2 separate regions of the Homo sapiens genome follow, and region 2 is linked to region 1. Evidence: read pairs that join two places in POLR2A ChIA-PET (ENCODE). Cell type or tissue: IMR-90. All regions are shown on one strand. Links, peaks and the distances in the headings refer to the core of each region. The heading gives the core; the rest is flanking DNA.

Region 1 (4,481 bases), core at 304-4,303:
TCCATGTGTTGTTTAAAGCCTTGACTTGTAGCGCTTGTCGATTTCCTAGTATAAATATGGCCACCATGGCCAATGTCAGGCTACCAACATGACATCACTTAACCTGGAGTTAAGATGCACACAGTCTGTTCTTGCAAGGCAGAAAGACCCAGCTCCAGCACCCCACTCGATGAGGCCAGCCCTGAGAACAGCAGAGCTGGGAGTGAAAAGCACCTGCACACAGATCTGCACCAGGATCCACCTCCACGTGCGCAGCTTTCTGTTACTTGAGGCCAAATGCGTCCCACACCCTGCAGGGCTGCAGGGCAAGAAGAGAAGAAAACCCAGGAGCAACCCAGAGGAACTGATAGGATTTAGGCAGCAGGCAGAGGAAGAGGAGGCGGCGAGCTCAGCTGCCGCTGTCACGTGGTGATGCTAAGGGTCAGATTTTACATTTGGTTTTTCACAGACTTAATCCTGCTGCCATCAAAGATAAGAGAATTGTTTTCAGCACAGTTATAGAAAGTTCCTAGGCTCCAGTCCATGCCTTGAGCCAAGAATGTAGGGATTTAAGCTTGTTATTCTTTTTTCCTTGAATCGCCCAGTGCCACAGAAGCAGCTACCCCATCTCTGAAATCTTCGTGCCATTCATGTGTTCAATAGCAGTGTCGACTCAGACCCTCGAAGCTCTGCCTTCAATGGCACTTTTTTCCCAGATGGCCACAGGCCATAATTTAATTAATTAATATAACTTAATTAGCTGTTTCACCACTACATTACCACAGCTGCTAGATTCTCATCCCTGAACGCTAACTGGATTTTCCCTTCCTTCAGCTCTGACTAGACCAGATCATCATTTCCCCAAGGGTATGGAGCTCGAAACCCACCCCCTCCAACCAATTTCCAAACCCGCCAGGTTTCTGAGTTGAAAACAATGGAAACTGACCCTCGCTAATTTAAGCAGAAAGGAACTTATTGGAAAGACACCAAGGAGCTCAGGCAATCGGCTGGAGAAGTGGGCTCAGAGAGAGAACAGCTGTCGAGGGAGGCTGGCAGTCAGGACACAGGCAGGGTGTCCCTACAGAAGATGTCTGCTTCTGTCTGTTCTGTCTGTTCTCCGCAGATTCAGGGTAGGCTCCTGGTGGATGGAGTCGGTGTCATGCCTGCTCCTAGCTGACTAGGGTGAACATCAGCTTCTGCATGGGAAGACAGAGCTGTCTCCTGTAAGGTTCACTAGGCTCGAGGCCGGGCACAGTGGCTCCTGCCTGTAATCCCAGCACTCTGGGAGGCTAAGGAGCACCACTGCACTCCAGCCTGGGTAACAGAATGTCTCTAAAACAAAAAAATTAAATTAAAAAGGGGGTTTGAATGCTGAGTGAGAAAAAAACAAAACAAAACCAAAAGCTAGAAATTATTCACCTTGGCTAGACACTGTGCTAACATTTTGGCTTCATTATCTCAATTTAATCTTCACAATTATTATTATTTTTGAGACAGGGTCTCACATTGCCCAGGCTGAAGTGCGGTGGCACAATCACAGCTCATTGCAGCCTTGACGTTTCTGGGATCAGGTGATCCTCCCTCCTCAGCCCCCCAAGTAGCTGGGACCACAAGTGTGAGCCACCATACCTGGCTAACTTTTTAATTTTTTTTTGTAGAGATGGAGCCTCACTACATTGCCCGGGCTGGTCTCGAACTCTTGGTCTCAAGCAGTCCTCCTGCCTTGGCCTTCCAAAGTGCTGGATTACAGGTGTGAGCCACTGCACCTGGCCCACAATTATCTTTCAAGAGGTGTTGCTTTTATCAACCCCATTTTATAGATGGGGACCAGGCTCTGAGTTTCTTCATCAGTAGTAACCCCAGGCTTTGGGGTACTGTGAGAACCCGGCAGGACACCATGAATCCCGGAAGGCTCAGAACCAGGCTCTGGAGGAGTTTCCCTAAATTGAGGCCAGCCTTAGTCTGTTGGCCTTAGCAAAAGCAGGAAGGGCCTGTCTAGACTGAGTACTTCCTAATTCTAGATGTTACTGCCATTGGCCTGCTTGGGGGCCGGTCCTGGACCAAGAGGGTGCCGTGCTGGGCTGGAGAGCTTCTCACCAAAAGCAAATGGGGTGTGAGGAACATGTGTTCTCTGCCGGGCCTCAGCACATGGGCATTCTGTCGTGATGCTTGCTGTAGCCAGCAGCCTGGGGCGGGGGCACTGCTGAGTAAACTAGGAGGGCAGCTGAATTCTGAGAAGCAGAGAGGTAGGTATGGGCCCCTGGCCTCTTGAGCCAGGGAGAGGAGAGGGTTTCTGAAAAAGAGAGATACCAAACAGGGCCCAAGCACTGACACAGGAGACTCCTGTGATGGTTCAGGTCTCCCCCATCAGACCAGGAGTTGCTGAATCCGGGGTGGTCTGTTTCCCTCTTCAGGCTGGAAGCTCTGAAGGGCAGAACTCTCGCTCCTCTGACACATCGGGAGCTCCTGTGTGCAGGGCCCTGTCTCCCACCTTGGGCTGAGGCTTCTAACGGCAGGGCGTCTCTTCCCTCCAACTAGGGCACCTGAAGGGCTAAGTGTTCCAAGACAGCAGTGTCAGCAAAGGCTGCGCAGATTTGAGGAGTGGGACCGGCAGAGCTGGATGAAACCTGACTATGCTGAAGGGGAAATGGAGACCCCGGGAGGGGCAGGGACCTGCTGAGTGCCTCCCCCAGGCAGTAGCTGACCTGGACCGCATCCCGGTACTCCTGCTGAGGTAGGAGGATTTGGGGTAAAGAGACAAAGTGTGGCCTTAGGAATACAGCCCCCAGAGCCAGGCAGGAGGGGGCAGCCCCGTAGGGCTCAGGTTCAAGCATGAGGCTGCCAATACTGCCCCTTGGAAGCGCCTCTGTTGTTCTGTCCTGGATGTTTGAGTCCTTGGCCAGCTTCCTGGGCAACGGCCTCATCCCGCTGAGATGGACAGATGTGCACAGCTGGGGGAGGGGCTTGGTGAAATCCAGCCCCACCCAGCGCAGGCCTGGGCTTCCCAGGGGTGGAACTTATCTGGGTTCTGGTCCTGATCTCTGCCTTGGCCCTGTTGTGCAGCCCTGGGCAGTGCCATGGCTTCCCCTTGGGCCTCAGTTTTCTTGTCTCTCAAATAAGGGAAGCTCTTCATTCTTTCATCAGACATTGACTGAGTTGGTACGTCCTTGGCCCACTGACTCCAATATTTGGGGATGCATTATCTGGTTCTAAGATACTTCCCCCGCTCTATTTTAAAATTTATTTCAAAAAATTATGGTAGAATGGTCTGGGCGTGGTGGCTCACGCCTGTAATCCCAGCACTTTGGGAGGCCAAGGCGGGCAGATCACTAGATATGGAGATCGAGACCATCCTGGCGAACACGGTGAAACCCCGTCTCTACTAAAAATACAAAACTTAGCTGGGCATGGTGGCATGCACCTGTAGTCCCAGCTACTCAGGAGGCTGAGGCAGGAGAATCGCTTGAACCTGGGAGGTGGAGGTTGCAGTGATCCGAGATCGTGCCACTGCACTCCAGCCTGGCGACAGAGCGAGACCCCATCTCAAAAAAAAAAAAAAAATTACCATTTTGACTTTTTAAAGTATACAGTTCAATGGCATTACATACACTGACATTGTTGTACAGCCTTCCCCACTGTCTATCTCCAGAACTTTTTCATCACCTTAGACTTGAATCCCCATCCTTTTAAAAATAACAGCTTTATTGTGATATAATTCACATATCATACAACTCATTTAAAGTATACAATGAGCCGGGTACGGTGGCTCACATCTGTAATCCCAGCACTTTGGGAGGCCGAGGTGGGCGGATTACCTGAGGTTAGAAGTTCGAGACCAGCCTGGGCAACATGGTGAAACCCCGTCTCTACTAAAAATACTAAAATTAGCTAGGCGTGGTGACGCAGGCCTGTAGTCCCAGCTACTTGGGATGCTGAGGCAGGAGAATCACTTGAACCCGGGAGGCAGAGCTTACAGTGAGCCGAGATCGTGCCACTGCACTCCAGCTTGGGGGACAGAGTGAGACTATCTCAAAAAAAAAAACAAAAATTCCATTCCACTCTCTTTTTGTTTGCATGGTTTCTGAGAAGTTGGATATAATTATCTTTGCTCCTCTGTAGGTGAGGTGTTTTTTTTCCTTTGGCTTTTTTGGGGATTTTTTTTTTTTTTTTTGGTGGAGTCTCACTCTGTTGCCCAGGCTGGAGTGCAGTGGAGCCATCTCAGCTCACTGTAACCTCCATCTCCCAGGTTCAAGTGATTCTCGTGCCTCAGCCTCCCGAATAGCTGGGATTACAGGAGCCTGCCACCATGCCTGGCTAATTTTTTATACTTTTTTAGTAGAGATGGGGTTTCGCCATGTTGGCCAGGCTGGTCTCGAACTTCTGACCTCAAGTGATCTGCCCACTTCAGCCTCCCAAAGTGCTGGGATTATAGTCGTGAGCCACTGAGCCCAGGTTTTTTTGGGATTAAAAAAAATCTTTGGTATTCTGTTGTTTGCAAATAA
Region 2 (4,296 bases), core at 32-4,031, 340 kb before region 1:
CATGGCAAAACCCCGTCTCTACAAAAAATAAAAAAATAAAAAAATTTAGCCTGGCGTGGTGGCGGGCACCTGTAATTCCAGCTACTCTGGAGGCTGAGGCAGGAGAATTGCTTGAACCGGGGAGGTGGAGGTTGCAGTAAGCCGAGATCACGCCATTGCACTCCAGCCTGGGCAACAAGAGTGAAACTCCGTCTCAAAAAATAAATAAAAAATAAGTGTGTCAATTCTAAAATTAAAAAAAATTTAAAAGTTTGCATGGAAAAACTAAGAATAGTCAACAGTATTTCTGAATAAAAAATAGAATCGCGGCTGGGCGCGGTGGTTCACACCTGTAATCCCAGCACTTTGGGAGGCCAAGGCGGGTGGATCACGAGGTCAGGAGATCAAGACTATCCTGGCTAACATGGTGAAACCTCGTCTCTACTAAAAAATTAGCTGGGCATGGTGGCGGGCGCCTGTAGTCCCAGCTACTCAGGAGGCTGAGGCAGGAGAATGGCGTGAACCCGGGAGGCGGAGCTTGCAGTGAGCCCAGATTGTGCCACTGCACTCCTGGGAGACACAGATTCCGTCTCAAAAAAAAAAAAAAAAAAACCACACAATTACATGTGGTTTTGTGCCTCTTGGATTTCAGTTATTGGGGAAGAGTAGTGCTTACATCCTTCTTATTTTACTGTTATTAAGAATCCTGGCTGGCACGGTGGCTCAAGCCTGTAATCCCAGCACTTTGGGAGGCCAAGGCAGGAGAATCCTTTGAGCGCAGGAGTCCAAGACCAGCCCTGGCAACATAGCGAGACCTCATCTCTACGCATGGTAGCCTGCCCCCGTAGTCCCAGCTACTCGAGAGGCTGAGGTGAGAGGATTGCTTGAGCCTGGGAGGTCAAGGCTGCAGTGAGCCCTGATCACACCACTGCACTTCAGCCTGGGTGACAGAGCGAGACCCTGTCTTGAAAAAAAAAAAAAAAAATCCTATTCCTGCCAGTAAAATTGGGCTCTATATTACCAATTTGTTTATATTGCAAATTAAAATCTGCAAGTCTGGACTTAAAAAAATGGAAATGTTTGTAATTAACTAAAGTTTCTGGAAGTGATAAGCAGTATAGAAAGGAAAGATGTGTGGTAAAAATTGCTCAACTGATTTTGTAAGGATTTATTAAGAGTATTCACAGGATTTTCAACATTGCTTTTCTGTGCAATATGATAATTTGTGTGATTTTTAAAAACTGGGCTGGCTACAGTGGCTCACGCCTGTAATCCCAGCACTTTGGGAGGCCGAGGTGGGTGATTTGCCTGAGCTCAGGAGTTTCACACCAGCCTGGTCAACACAGTGAAACCCCGTCTCTACTAAAAATACAAAAAATTAGCCAGGCGTGACTGCGTGCGCCTGTAGTCCCAGCTACTCGGGAGGGTGAGGCAGGAGAATCACTTGAATCCAGAAGGCGGAGGTTGCAGTGAGCTCAGATGGCGCCACTGCACTCCAGCCTGGGCGACACAGCAAGAGTCCGGCTCAAAATAAAACAAACAAACAAAAAAAAAACTGTTATGAACTGTATCATTTCTCTATTGTGGCATAACAAATCATCCCAAAACTTGGTACCTTAGCACAAATATTATTTTATTATTATCTCTCATAGGTCTGAGAATTGGTGTGGTTCTCACACAGGGTCTCTCATGCAGTTGCAGTCAGATTAGGGGCTGGGGCTGGAATCATTGTAAAGGTTTCCTCACTCAGAAGTCTTGTGGTTGATGTTGGCTGTAGGCCTGAACGCCCACACCTGGCCTCTCCATTGGCCTGGACTTCCTCAAAGCATGGGGGCTGGGTTTTAAGAACAAGTATCCCAAGAGAACTAGGTGGAATCTGTTTCACTTTTTATGACTTAGTCTCAGAATTCACAGTGTCACTCCCTCCATAGTCACAGATTCAAGGATTAGGGATACAGACTCTACTTCTAGATAGAAGGAGTGCCAATGTTACATTGTAAGACTAGCACATAGAATGGAAGATCTTCCAGCATCTAGAAAAATTCAATTAGACACATCACTTGTTCTGTTCTTTGTTAATAAATATGTATAAATATAATTTGAACAGACTTCTTATAAGACTCCAATTTTTTAAATTGTTGCCATGTCCTGTTGAAAAAGAATTTGTGCTACATATTTTCTGTCTGCCCTGTTAGAACTACTCTCCATTGGTCTCCATGTTCTGTGTCCCTGAGTGCTAGCCTGAATGAACTGCATCAGTAAACTCTCTTGCCCTCTACCTTCTTGGGTCCTGCCAATGCACAGTACCTACATAAGATCAGAGGTTTGGAAGAAATGAGGTCAAGGTATTTATTCCCTGGCTGGATTACGGATTTGGTATATTTCCGTAGTCACCGCTTATGTCTGAAGACTATCTTCTATCCCTCCTGTCTCAGCCTCCCGAGTAGCTGGGACTACAGGCACCTGCCAACATGCCCGGCTCATTTTTGTATTTTTAGTAGAGACAGTTTCACCTTGTTGATCAGGCTGGTCTCAAACACCTGACCTCAGGTGATCCACCCGCCTCGGTCTCCTAAAGTGTTGAGATTACAGGCGTGAGCCACCGCGCCCGGCCTAACCCTATACTTTCTGGATTCCCATTGCTGCTCCCTTCTTTTGCCTCTTTTGGGGTAGTAGTAGTGAGGGATCCCCCTGTTGATAGCGCTGGTATGCTTCACTCTGGTTGGTTTTTCTTACCCAGTCTACAACTTTGTAAACAGTCCCTTTATTAAGCTCTCCTTAATTACTTAGCATATGTAAGCCTAGTAACATAACTTTCAAAACCTGTAATTCTGATAAGTGATCTTACTGAAAATAATTTTATAATTGACTTTATTTTTAAAAGACAGGGTCTCATTATGTTATTTAGGCTGGTTTTGAAATCCCAGCCTCAAGTGATCCTCCATCCTCAGACTCTTCCTCTGAGTAGTTGGGATTACAGGCATGAGCCACCATGCCTGGTTTATAATTGACATTTTTGTATTCTTAAAGAATGTAAATACCTGTAATATTGCTCTATCAAATCATCTATAACATAGAGAAAATTCCTGTTACTCTGCTATATTTGCTTTTTTTTTTTTTTTTTTTTTTTTTTTTGAGACAAGGTCTTGCTCTGTTGGCTAGGCTGGAGGGCAGTGGCACAATCTTGGCTCACTGCAACCTCTGCCTCCTAGAGGATACTCCCATCTCAGCCTCCCGAGTAGCTGCGACTACAGGCACCTGCAACTATGTCCGGCTAATACTTCAATTTTGAGGGGCTGGCAGGGTCAGAGGTAGGGGACGGGGTCTTGCTCTGTTGCCCAGGCTGGTCTTGAACTCCTGGGCTCAGGTAATCCTCCCACCTCAGCCTCCCAAAGTGCTGGGATTACAGGAGTAAGCCACAGTGCCTGGCCAAATATTTGCTATTTTAATAGAGGTTAAGAAATGTCTCATTTAAATTAACTACATTAGGCCGGGCTCAGTGGCTTATGCCTGTAATCCCAGCACTTTGTAAGGCCTAGGTGGGCGGATCACTTGAGGTCAGGAATTCCAGGCCAGCCTGACCAACATGGTGAAACCCCGTCTCTACTAAAAATACAAAATTTAGCCGGGCGTGGTGGCGGGCGCCTGTAATTCTAGCTGCTCGGGAGGCTGAGACAGGAGAATCACTTGAACCCAAGCGGCAGAGGTTGCCGTGAGCTGAGATCGCGCCACTGCACTCCAACCTGGGCGATAGAGCGAGATCCGTTCAAAATTTGGGGTTCAAAAAAACCCCAAATTAACTACATTAAACAAGCAACTCCACACTTATGTAATTACATGTATGTAAGTGCTGCAAAGAAGAAAATGTAAAAATGTATGAAGAGCTGTAACAGAGGAAACTGACTTTTAAAGTGGTGAGCTGGCTTCCCTAAAGAAAGGCATTTAAGGAAATCTGAGGAAGGAGAGGGATAGTCTGCCTTCAGAGTTTTGTTTTTGAGATAGGTCTCACTGTCACCCAGGCTGAGAGGCTGAGATCATAGCTCACTTCGTCCTCGCGTCTCCAGCACAGGTCCGGGTTTCTCCACCCAATGCGCCTGCGCACAGGCCTAGCCCAGTCGGACGCAGCCCAGGACTGCCAGGGGTGGGGATTGCCTGGGTCCCCCAGGAAGGGCCGGGTTACGTCCGGAAAAGTGAGGCCCGGGGTTCCAGTTAATTGTTACCGGAAGTGGAGGGAAGCGTTGCCAGGGGAGGGCGGAGACTGTGGCTGACAAGATGGGTGGCAGGCCCTTCCCTGGGGGTATCGAGGTAGGGACGTTT

The links. ChIA-PET counts read pairs that join two places held together with the same protein. Peaks named below come from ENCODE experiments on the same cell type or tissue, not always from the same donor. Only the 100,000 strongest peaks of a DNase experiment are listed, where the experiment ranks them.
Region 2: POLR2A ChIA-PET joins it to region 1 with 19 read pairs; 4 of 35 experiments call an interaction of 5 or more read pairs at or near these places.

What each region holds. Positions count from the first base shown.
Region 1 is chr1:25,579,060-25,583,540 of GRCh38, forward strand. It overlaps a transcript of LDLRAP1 not described here. Among named protein-coding and RNA genes, the nearest start is that of MAN1C1, 35 kb to the right of the region's middle. RefSeq lists an enhancer at 2,491-3,339. In IMR-90, for the core only: no CTCF peak of the experiment used is centred there; no DNase peak of the experiment used is centred there.
Region 2 is chr1:25,235,689-25,239,984 of GRCh38, forward strand. All of the region lies in intron 1 of LOC124903881 (a long non-coding RNA gene), which reads left to right. Among named protein-coding and RNA genes, the nearest start is that of SYF2, 5.3 kb to the left of the region's middle. RefSeq lists enhancers at 3,105-3,891, 3,892-4,296, 4,219-4,296 and a silencer at 3,949-3,998. In IMR-90, for the core only: no CTCF peak of the experiment used is centred there; a DNase peak (open chromatin) is centred at 1,773; H3K4me3 peaks cover 194 bases; H3K27ac peaks cover 130 bases.